2 separate regions of the Homo sapiens genome follow, and region 2 is linked to region 1. The links are chromatin loops, found by intact Hi-C in ENCODE. Cell type or tissue: PC-3. All regions are shown on one strand. Links, peaks and the distances in the headings refer to the core of each region. The heading gives the core; the rest is flanking DNA.

What was found. Hi-C counts contacts between places; a loop is a spot of excess contacts. Peaks named below come from ENCODE experiments on the same cell type or tissue, not always from the same donor. Only the 100,000 strongest peaks of a DNase experiment are listed, where the experiment ranks them.
Region 2: it touches region 1 in a loop (11-fold over the local background); 1 of 110 quality-filtered maps calls a loop at or near these places.

What each region holds. Positions count from the first base shown.
Region 1 is chr6:151,499,643-151,505,176 of GRCh38, forward strand. The region is part of intron 1 of CCDC170 (coiled-coil domain containing 170); the gene reads left to right. Among named protein-coding and RNA genes, the nearest start is that of CCDC170, 8.4 kb to the left of the region's middle. In PC-3, for the core only: no CTCF peak of the experiment used is centred there; no DNase peak of the experiment used is centred there; H3K27ac peaks cover 282 bases.
Region 2 is chr6:152,105,477-152,111,010 of GRCh38, forward strand. It overlaps a transcript of ESR1 not described here. Among named protein-coding and RNA genes, the nearest start is that of SYNE1-AS1, 270 kb to the right of the region's middle. In PC-3, for the core only: no CTCF peak of the experiment used is centred there; no DNase peak of the experiment used is centred there.

The DNA.
Region 1 (5,534 bases), core at 1,299-3,798:
ATGCTGTATTTGACTATTCTACGCACTCTCTCTGTATAAGTGGAATCAGACTGTATTTGTCCTTCAATGACTGGCTTATTTCACTTAGCATAATGTCCTCAACGTTTCTTCATGATGTAACATGTATCAGAATTTCCTTCCTTTTTAAGCTTGAAATATATTCCATTGTATGCATATGTCATGTTCTGTTTATCCATTCATCTGTCTCTGCACACTTGTGTTGTTTCTATCTTTTGGCTGTTGTAAATAATGCTGCTATGAAAATGAGTGAACCAATATCTCTGTGAGACCCTGCTTTCAATTTTGAGGGATATATACCCGAAGTGAAATTGCTGGATCCTATGGTAATCCTATTATTACTTTTTTGAAGAACTGCCACTGTTTCCGTAGTGGCTGCACACATTTTACATTCTCACCAGCAGTGCACAAAGGTTTTCATTTCTCCACATCCTCACCCCCACTTGTTATTTTCTGTGTGTTTTCTTCCTTTATTGTAGCCTTTCTAATGGGTATGAGGTAGTATCTATTTCCACTTTTTAAAGAACCATTTCCTCCCTCTTCTGGTTTGCTCTGTTTTTTTTTTTTTTGTTCTACTCCTTTTTCTCAAAATCAAGTTTAAGAAGAGATCTGACTCTAGTTGCATGTCTTCATATGAACTTAAGTCAGAAGCCTTCTCTAGATATAAAGAAAACCAATCTCCACCCCACCACCCCCAAAAAGAGAATATAGAGAAAAAGAAACAGAAGGAATAGGGAAAAAAGAAAACATAAATTATAGTTGAAAGAAATACAAACATATCAGTAATTATGATAAATATATATGGAGAAAATGCTTAGTTAACTAAGAAAAGCCATATTGCATTAAAAAAATCTAAATATATACTATTTATGAAAGACACATTTAAACAAAAAGATATGGGAAGGTTGAAAGTAAAAGTGTATAAAAATGTGTATCAGGCACATAACAACCAAAATAAAATTGATTGGCTATATTAATATTATGCAAAATACTTTAACACAAGAAAAGCATTAGTAGTGGTAAAGAGAGTCACTAAATAATGATAAAAATTTCATTCATCAGGTAGTTGTAATAATTCTAAATGTATATGTTCCTAAGAACACAGCATCAAAATAGAAAAACAAAAATTGGCAGAAGCAAAAATCTATAAGGACAAATAGACAAATCCACAACTAAAGAGAATATTTTAAACATATCTCTTAGTATTTTGTAGATCAACCAGACAAAAATTTGGTAAGAGAGCTGCTAAAAGTGCTAAAATGCAAATTTGGTGACGTCACTGTGAAGAATAGAAATATGTAAAATATTTGGGATGTGGCTGTAAAAATTAACAGGATTATTTTTCCCCAATTACCCAAGGGAATAAATGCCTTTTGTCTATGAAATAATAAGCCAGACAAAAGCTTAGAAATTGTACTCTATTGGTAGGAAGTGAATTAGATGAGTAATTAAATGTTTCCCCTTGTTTTAAATTAAAATGCTTTATACTATTAAAAATAATGACTATCTAATTATGAGCAAACGTTAGACAAACCCACCTTGAAGGATATTCTACAATATGTTGACCAGGACTCTTCAAAAGTGTCAAGGTCAGGATTTGGGGAGACTAAGGAAAAATGAAAACTAAATGGCTTCTGGACTAGAAAAAGGACATTAGTGAAAAAAAAACTGATTATATTGGAATAAGGCCTATTACTTAGTTAATAGTGTTGTAACAATGTCAATGTCTTGGTTTTAATAGATTACCTTAGTTGTATAAGTCGTTATTATTAGGGGAAGCTGGCTAGAGGGCATATAGAAACTCTGTTTTGTTTTGTAACTTTTTTGGAATTCTAAAATTATTTCAGAATAAAAAAGTCTCAATAAATGATAACCAGTTAATCCGTTTACACATCCAACTTCATTTTAGCTTTAACATTTAGTTTCTCTTGGTATCTATCTGCTCTTTGACCACCTGGCTTTAGAGATGAGATAAAATCTTCAAAGAAAAGGTAGGGGAGAGCTTTTTGAATGCCAAACTTTTTCTTTGCATATTTTAAAGAGACTGCTTGTGTATTTACTTACTGTTACCAAATATAATGTGTAGTGTATTTCAAACAATAGTGAATACTCCTTGGTTTGTACTTGAATTGAGTTGACTAATAATTATAAAGACTTACTTTTTTCCATGTTCAAGGACAACTTGATTTTTTTTAATTGAAAAAGGGAGTAACATTTGCTGAGCCAGGAATTATTTATGCTATGCTCTTTTACCCAAGGTTTCCTTATTTCTTTGTTTTGCTTCCAACTTTCTTTCCTTTGATATTGGTGCTTTGGTGGCTTTGATCTAAGGCAGAGAAGTTCAAAGGCATTGCTGAGGCAGACCAGTAGCACCTCATTCTTTCTCTTACTGATACCAGCACAGCTATTGCTGATAGTTTATATATCTACATGTTCAGATATTGCTCATAAAAATAACTGTCTAAACCAGGCATGGTGACCCATACCTGTAATCCCAGCAACTCAGGATACTGAGACTGGAGGATCGCTTGAGCCCAAGAGTTTAGAGACTGCAGTGAACCACGATCACGCCACTGCACTCCAGGCTGTGTGCAGAGCAAGACTTTGACTCTAAAAATAATAATGACAATAATAATTAGTAAATAATAAATCAATAAATATCTGAGTTCCCTCATTAGTGCCATAGGGAGTGGGTCAGTCTCATAAAAATAAATATCTGAATTATATTTCTGAGTAACTGAAATGACTTCCTTTTCATTGACTGAATTTCCCTTATGCTTTTCTTCTTGAATCTTCCTTATTAGCTTCATATAAAAATGCATTTTTCAGCATATTAAGGCCATCATAGTCTAACCTCAATATCTGTGCAAGAAGGAACAATTTTAAGACTTGACTATAATTGTCCCATTTCCCTAAGTCTTTTCTACTTCAGACTAAAAGAAATGGATAGTTGAACACTGAAAAGGAACTCTTATTGTTGAAATCTTATGAATGTTTGGAGTAAGCAAAAATGAAAACTCAGGAGGAAATGGGAACCATAAATATTCTGCTTAGTGAATCATACATTGTATTAGTCACCCACTTGACAAACATTTATTGAGTCTTAGGCACTCTGTTAGGCACTGAAGATAAAGAACTTTTTTCCTTGACCAACTCTAAAATGAGTGCCCATTTTCAAGCAGGTGCTCTTTTAGATACGGTCCCCCTTTCACAAAAGTTATATCCGCGGCCAGGTGCGGTGGCTCACGCCTGTAATCCCAGCACTTTGGGAGGCTGAGGTGGGAGGATCACGAGGTCAAGAGATGGAGACCATCCTGGCCAACATGGTGAAACCCCGTCTCTACTAAAAATACAAAAAATCAAAAAATTAGCTGGACATGGTGGTGCGCACCTGTAGTCCCAGCTGCTCGGGAAGCTGAGGCAGGAGAATTGCTTGAAACCGGGAGGCAGAGGTTGCAGTGAGCCGAGATCACGCCGCTGCCCTCTGGCCTGGCGACAGGGCGAGACTACATTTAAAAAAAAAAAGTTATATCCTGGTGTGAGAAATAGATTTTTAAAAAGTAAACAAATAGACAAACAAGGTAATTTTAGAGTGTTAAGTCCTTTGAAAAGAAAATAAAGCAGAATAACAGGATGGAGATGGAATGGGGTGAGGGCTAAAGTCTAGTCTGGGTAGGGTGGGTAGGGTTGGCTCCCCAAGGAGATAACATGCTGAATTGGAATAGTCTTAGAAACAGCAAGAGCGGTGCCAGGCCCTTGGGTGGGAATGAGCTTGATGTGTTTATTTTTATTTTTATTTTTATTTTTTTGAGGTGGAATCTTGCTCTTGTCACCCAGGCTGGAGTGCAATGGTGCGATCACAGCTCACTGCAACATCCGCCTCCCAGGCTCAAGCAATTCTCCTGCCTCAGCCTCCCGAGTAGCTGGGGTTACAGGCATGCACCACCACGCCCAGCAAATTTTTGTATTTTTAGTAGAGATGGGGTTTCACCATGTCGTCCAGGCTGGTCTTGAACTCCTGAGCTCAGGTGATCCACCTGCCCCAGCCTCCCAAAGTGCTGGGATTACAAGGGTGAGCCACCGCGCCCAGCAATGTGTTTAGAAAGAGTGCAGTTTGTGGAATGTTCCTCGATTTGGGTATATCTAATGTTTTCTCATGATTAGATTCAAGTTAATCATTTGGGGCACTTTTGGCAATTGGATAAGAGGTGTGTTTTTCTCAGTGCATTGCAGATGGAACCTTGTGCCAGAAGACAAAAAAAGGCTGCAAAACTGTTCCAGATTCAACAGACTAAATATACTTGGCAGCTACATGCAATGCATTTATTGTTTCTCTAAGGAACATTATTGAGATAATTGGTGAATAATATAGTGTCATTGTTAAATTTCTTGAATTTGACAGTTGTATGAAGAGGAATGTCCTTGTTCTTAGAAAATACAAGCTGAAGTGTTTAGAGGTAAGGGACCATAGTGTGTGCAAATTGCTCACAAATGATTCAGCAATCATATTGTAATATACGCATAGAGAAAGGAATACATCAAATGTAGCACAATGTTCTCACAATTGGTTAATCAAAGTGAAACATACTTGAGTTCCTTGGATTATTCTTGCAACTTTTCCGTAGGATTGAAATAAAAATGAAAAAAAAATTATGTGCCAGGCAACAAATGGAGTTAAAAAGTAGAAGGCATTGTTTCACTCCAACTATGGAGCTTACTTACAGTTGAGTTAGGTAAATAGTAATTGGTAATAAATAAAATTTTTACCAATTTTACCAATAAAAAATAATTGGTAATAAATAAAATTTTTACCAATTTTACCAATAAAAAATAATTGGTAATAAATAAAATTTTAAAAAGGAAGAAGGCAAGCATCACTAGAGTAAATATATGGTCTCAGAGAAGGACCTAGAGGGACAGACACAATGAACAAACAGAATTACACAGTGTGCTGTAGCAGACCAGGGAGGGACGAGGGATGGGAAGTTTTGCTGAGGTTACTGGGGCAATGGTGGTGATGGTCAGGGGGTAATGCTGACCTTGATGTGCCATCAGGACATGCAAATGATGGTCACTAGACGGTTGGAAATGTCAGTCTCTAGTTAGAGATGCAGATTTGGGAGCTACTAGATACTGGAAGTGGCTGAGATCGCAGGAGGGCATGAAGTAAACCGGTGAGAATGTCCCAGTGATGAGGAGAGAGCGTCGAGGACAGAACCCAGCAAATATCAAGTTGTGAGTGGGTGAAGGAAGTGAGCTGCAGTAGGGACTGAGTGGAGGGCTAGAGAAGTGGGAAAAAGGAGAGACGCTCAGTAGAGAATGGGGGCGTGAGAGTAAGGAGGATTCCCCAGCAGTAAGTGATTTGTGTGTCAAGGCCCAAAAAGGAGGTCAAGTCAGGTAGAGAGTAAAAAGTGTCACCTGGACTTGGTGGCCCGCGGAGCTGCCCGCTGGCCTCCTGGGCACTTCTCTTAGTCTTTGTCATTCATTCTACTCCTAGGAGCTGTGCTGCCCGCAGA
Region 2 (5,534 bases), core at 999-3,498, 610 kb after region 1:
GTGCAGTGGCACAATCTTGGCTCACTGCAACCTCTGCCTCCTGGGTTCAAGCGATTCTCCTGCCTCAGCCTCCCGAGTAGCTGGGATTACAGGCGAGCGCCACCACACCTGGTTAATTTTTATATTTTTAGTAGAGACAGTGTTTCACCATGTTGGGAAGGCTGGTCTTGAACTCCTGACCTCAAGTGATCCGCCTGCCTCAGCCTCCCAAATTGCTCAGATTACAGGTGTGAGCCACTGGGCCCAGCCAATTTAATTATTTTTTGAATTATTTTCTTAGTGATTGCTCAGTATGCATCTTTTTTTTTTTTTTTTTTTTTTTGAGACGGAGTCTCGCTCTGTCGCCCAGGCCGGACTGCGGACTGCAGTGGCGCAATCTCGGCTCGCTGCAAGCTCCGCTTCCCGGGTTCACGCCATTCTCCTGCCTCAGCCTCCCGAGTAGCTGGGACTACAGGCGCCCGCCACCGCGCCCGGCTAATTTTTTGTATTTTTTTTTTTAGTAGAGACGGGGTTTCACCTTGTTAGCCAGGATGGTCTCGATCTCCTGACCTCATGATCCACCCGCCTCGGCCTCCCAAAGTGCTGGGATTACAGGCGTGAGCCACCGCGCCCGGCCTCAGTATGCATCTTAATCTATCACAGTATATTTCAAATTAATAGTAACTTAAATCTGATGACATAAAATGAAAATATTTGCTCCAATGCAGCTCCATTCTCTTATTACCACATATATTATATCTATATATGCTATAAGCTCAACCATGTTATTTTATTGCCTTAAACTACTTTCTATCTTTTTAAAAAAATTGACAAGAAATGAGAAAAAAATTTATGGACTTTAGAAATACTAATCTGCGTATTTGCCAATTCCAGTGTGCCTCATTTCTTCCTGTGGATTTGAGTTACTGTCTGGTGTCGTTTTCTTTTAGCCTGAAGCAATTCATTTAGTATTTTTTGTAAAGTGGGTCTACTAGTAACGAATTATCTTGGTCTTTGTTTATCTGGTAATATATTAATTCCACCTTCATTTTTGAAGCGCGGTTTGTAGTTTTTTTGAATGTGGAATTCCTGGTTGATGATCATTGATGTTTTTGTTTCAGCACTTTTTGTTTTGCTTTGTTTTGTTTTTTGAGACAGGGTGTTGCTCTCTCACCCAGGCTGGAGTGCAGTGGCACAATCTCAGCTCACTGTAGCCTCCATGTTCCAGGCTCAAGTGATCCTTCCACCTTAGCCTCCCGAGTAGCTGGAAGTACAGGCATGTACCACCAAACCCAGCTAATTTTGTTTGTTTGCTTATTTATTTATTTATTGTAGAGATGAGGTCTCATTATGTTGCCCAGGCTGGTCTTGAACTCCTGGGCTCCAGCAATGCTCCTGCCTTGGCCTCCCAAGGTGCTGAGATTACAAGTGTGAGCCACCATGCCCTGCCCAGCACTTTGTATATATCATCCCATTGTCTTCAGGCCTCCATTGCTTCCAATACAAAATCAGAGCCACCCATGTTTTGATGCTCACCTGTATCTGACAAGTTACTTTTTCTTTATTGCTTTTAAGATTTTATCTTTGAACAGTATGACTATAATGTGTTTTGGTGTAGATCTTTTTGTATATATTCTACTTGGGAATCACTGAACCTCTTGAATGTGTAAAGTGATGTTTGTCATCAAACTTGGGAAGTTTTCAGCCATTGTTTTTTCAAATAATGTTTTTCCCCCTTCATCTCTCCCCTCCCTTGCTGAGACTCTCTTTACATATATGTTGGTATGCTTGATGTCAATCCCACAAATTTCTGAGCATTTATTTATTTTCTTTTGCCTTTTTTCCTCTCTGTTCTTCAAATTACATAATTTCTATTCATTTATCTTCCAGGGGACTGTTTTGTTTTTCTTCTGCCTTCTTGAATCTGAGGTTGAGCTCTTCTAGTGAATTTTTATTTCCATTATTGTATATTTCAACTACAGAATAAAAATTGATTTTTTAAAACTTATTTCTGTCTCTTAAGAATTCCCATTTGTTGATTCATTGTTGTCATACTCTAATTCTTTAAACATGGTTTCCTTCAGATATTTAAGCATATTTATAATAGCTACATCAAGTCTTTGCTAAATCCAGCATCTGGGAAACACATAGTTTCTTTTGACCTCTGCTATTCCTGATTGTGGGCCACATTTTCCTGTTTCTTTACATATGTCCTAATTTTTATTGAAAACTGAACATTTTAGATACCCTATTGTAGCAACTCTGGATTCTTATTCTTCCCTGCTTGTTGCTACTGCTTGATTTTGTTGTTTTTATTCATTTTTTAAATAACTCACCTGAATTAAATATATGAGACTTGCCTCTACTAGTATTTGGCTTCTGATATTTCTGCTAGGTTCTTAAATTATTATTCCTGTTTTTATTTTTAAGCCTGACTTTCTCAGAGTTGCCCCTATCTCCACAGCTGAGCGTGTATCCAATGACTAGGCTCAAACACCCTAACCCAGCAAGGCTTCTGTCCTCCACCGATGGATCTGTATGTGGCTGGAGAATGCATTCAATTTTCAGGCTGTTTTCAACTCTGACTCAATTTTTTGCTGGGCCCCTTTGCATCTCCTCTGCACATGCACACAGCCGTCATGGTCAGACAGGAGTCAGGGGCTAGCTAGCCTGGGCACACTCTGATCTCCCCTAGGCATGTTTGCAGCCTAAGCCAGGAATGTGCTTGCCACGGCCACAACCTCAAGCTAGTGAAGACATTGGCCCTGCACACTCATCCACCAAATCAAGTGAGCTCCCCTGTGACTGCAGCAACAAAGCTGTCGGTCCTTCTACCTGCCTTGTTCTGTTGCTGACCAAACTGGGGGAGGTAAGGGTGGGAGCAGCCCCAGGCAAGAATGCCACAAATCTGCACTGTACTTATACAAATTTCAGCAATTTTTCAATATAAACATTTCTCAGATTGTTATACATCTTTGGTCAACTTGCAGAGTGTTGAAATAGTTGTTTTTGTCAATTTTGTTCAACCTTATAGTTTCTTTTTGGAGTGAGGATTTACCAATACTCTCTCTCAGCCATAGCTGGGGATCTCACCTCTCCACATACCCTGTCCATCCTTTATTTCTCTTATCAGAACACCAAGGAGCAGACTTGTCTACATATGCCATGTGTTATTTCTGGGGATCAGCAAGGTTTTGAGAGAATACTGAGCAATCTATGGAGCTTTTAAATGTACCCATTGGAGTGTGCCAATGTAGGAATGCCTGACTGGGGCTGGATTACATACTAGGTAAAGAGCACATTCTCCAGTGTTAGATATTCTTAAGCCTTTGGGAACATTTAAACTCAGAATTACCACGTTTAGATTTGCTTCTCCAAAAATACAGAATGTACGTTGTATTAGCCCATTCTCACGCTGCTACAAAGAAATACCTGAGCCTGGGTAATTTATAAAGAAAAGAGGTTTAATTGGCTTACGGTTCTGCAGGCTGTACAGGAGGCATGGCAGCATCTGCTCAGCTTCTGGGGAGGCCTCAGGAAACTCAATCATGGCAGAAGGTGAAGGGGAAGCAAGGACTTCTTACTTTGCCAGGAGGAGAAGGCAGAGGGAGGTGGGGAGGCGCTACACACTTTTCAACAACCAGATCTCACAATAACTCACTTACTCACTATCACAAGGATAGCACCAGAGGGGATGGTGCTGACCCATTCAGGAGAACTCCGTCCCATGATCCAATCACCTCCCACCAGGCCCCACCTCCAACACTAGGGATTACAATTTGACATGAGATTTGACGAGGACACAGATCCAAACTACATCATACGCCTTAAATAAGTAAATTTTCATAGTTTTCATTATTTGGACTATGTGCATTAAGAAGCTAGTTTTAAGTTCACATTCGTGGTGGCTTACAGTTAAAATATTTGGGGCTGGGCGCAGTGGCTTACACCTGTAATCCCAGCACTTTGAGAGGCCAAGGCGGGCGGATCACCTGAGGTAGGGAGTTTGAGACCAGTCTGGGCAACATGGAGAAACTCCGTCTCTACCAAAAAAAAAAAAAGAAAGAAAGAAAATACAAAATTACCTGGGTGTGGTGGTGCATGCCTGTAATCCCAGCTTCTCAGGAGGCTGAGTCAGGAGAATCACTTGAATCCAGGAGGTGGAGTTTGTGGTGAGCCGAGATTGTGCCATTGCACTCCAGCCTGGGCAACAAGAGCAAAACTCTGTCTCAAACGATAACAACAACAACAAAAACAGTTGCAATATTTGTGAATACCACCAAAAGAGCAGAGCTGAGACCAGAGAAAAGATGTTCGTTCAAGACAGAGATACACTTTCTAACAGAACTGCCTATAGATAACCTGGGGTGCCGGTTGAAGGGAAGGGTGGGGAGAATTTCCTGCAACGGGAGACACCTCTGCATGGATCCATAACCATGAAGCTACAATGTTGTTGAAAAGATTCCCTCAGCAGATGGAATGTTCTTTGATTTTTCTTTCTACTGTGAGACAGCATACACACCCACATTCATACACACAAAAGCTACGTACCAGTTTTACACCACTTTTTCAGGTAATCCTCACAGCTACCATATAAGGATAAATTATTATATTTTACAGATGAAGAAACTGAAGCCTAAGGCAGTTAAGCAACTCCCAAAGGTCAGAAATCTTGTGAATGGCAGACATGAAATTAGTCTTCCTGACTTTAAACATGAGTGGTACTTCTTAGACCAGGGTTGAGCTTCCTAGGAATTACTGAGAGTTGCTGAGTACATATGGAATTTTACTCAAGGACTAGAGTGAATGTTAGTTTTGCATGTAATGCCTGTCAATGGTAGACTGGATAAGGAAAATGTGGTATATATACATCATGGAATACTATGCAGCCATGAAAAGAATGAGAACATGTTCTCTGCAGGAACATGGATGGCGCTGGAGGCCATTATCCTTAGCAAACTAATGCAGGAACAGAAAACCAAATACTGCATGTTCTCACTTATAAGTGGGAGCTAAATGATGAGAACACAGGGATACATAAAGGGGAACAACACATACTGGGGCCTATCGGGGGGTGGAGGGTGGAAGGAGGGAGACAAACAGGAAAAATAATGAATGGGTACTAGACTTAATACCTGCGCGACAAAATAATCGGTATGCCAAACCCCCATGACACACATTTACCTACATAACCAACCTGCACATGTACTCCTGAACCCAAAATAAAAGTTTTTTTCAAAAATTGCATTTAAGCAAGCTTTCACATTTTCTGAGGAGAAAGAAAAACTCATAAGAACTTTTAACGCAAAAGGAGTATTTCATCAAAGAAATATGACACCTTGGACAGGATGCTGAAAGCTATGTCCATACTCAAATCCTGGAGAAATGTGTCCCGGTTGTCTTTCTGGTGGGCAGCCGTTGGGTAGGGAAGCTTGAGGAGCACTTCCACCATCTTCCTGGCACCTGGGGGTGCCAGTGCTCTTGGTTTCTGAGGCCCCTTTCCTGCCTCTGCTTCCTGCTGAGGAGTGGTTTTCCTCTGTACCTTGGCACCAGGA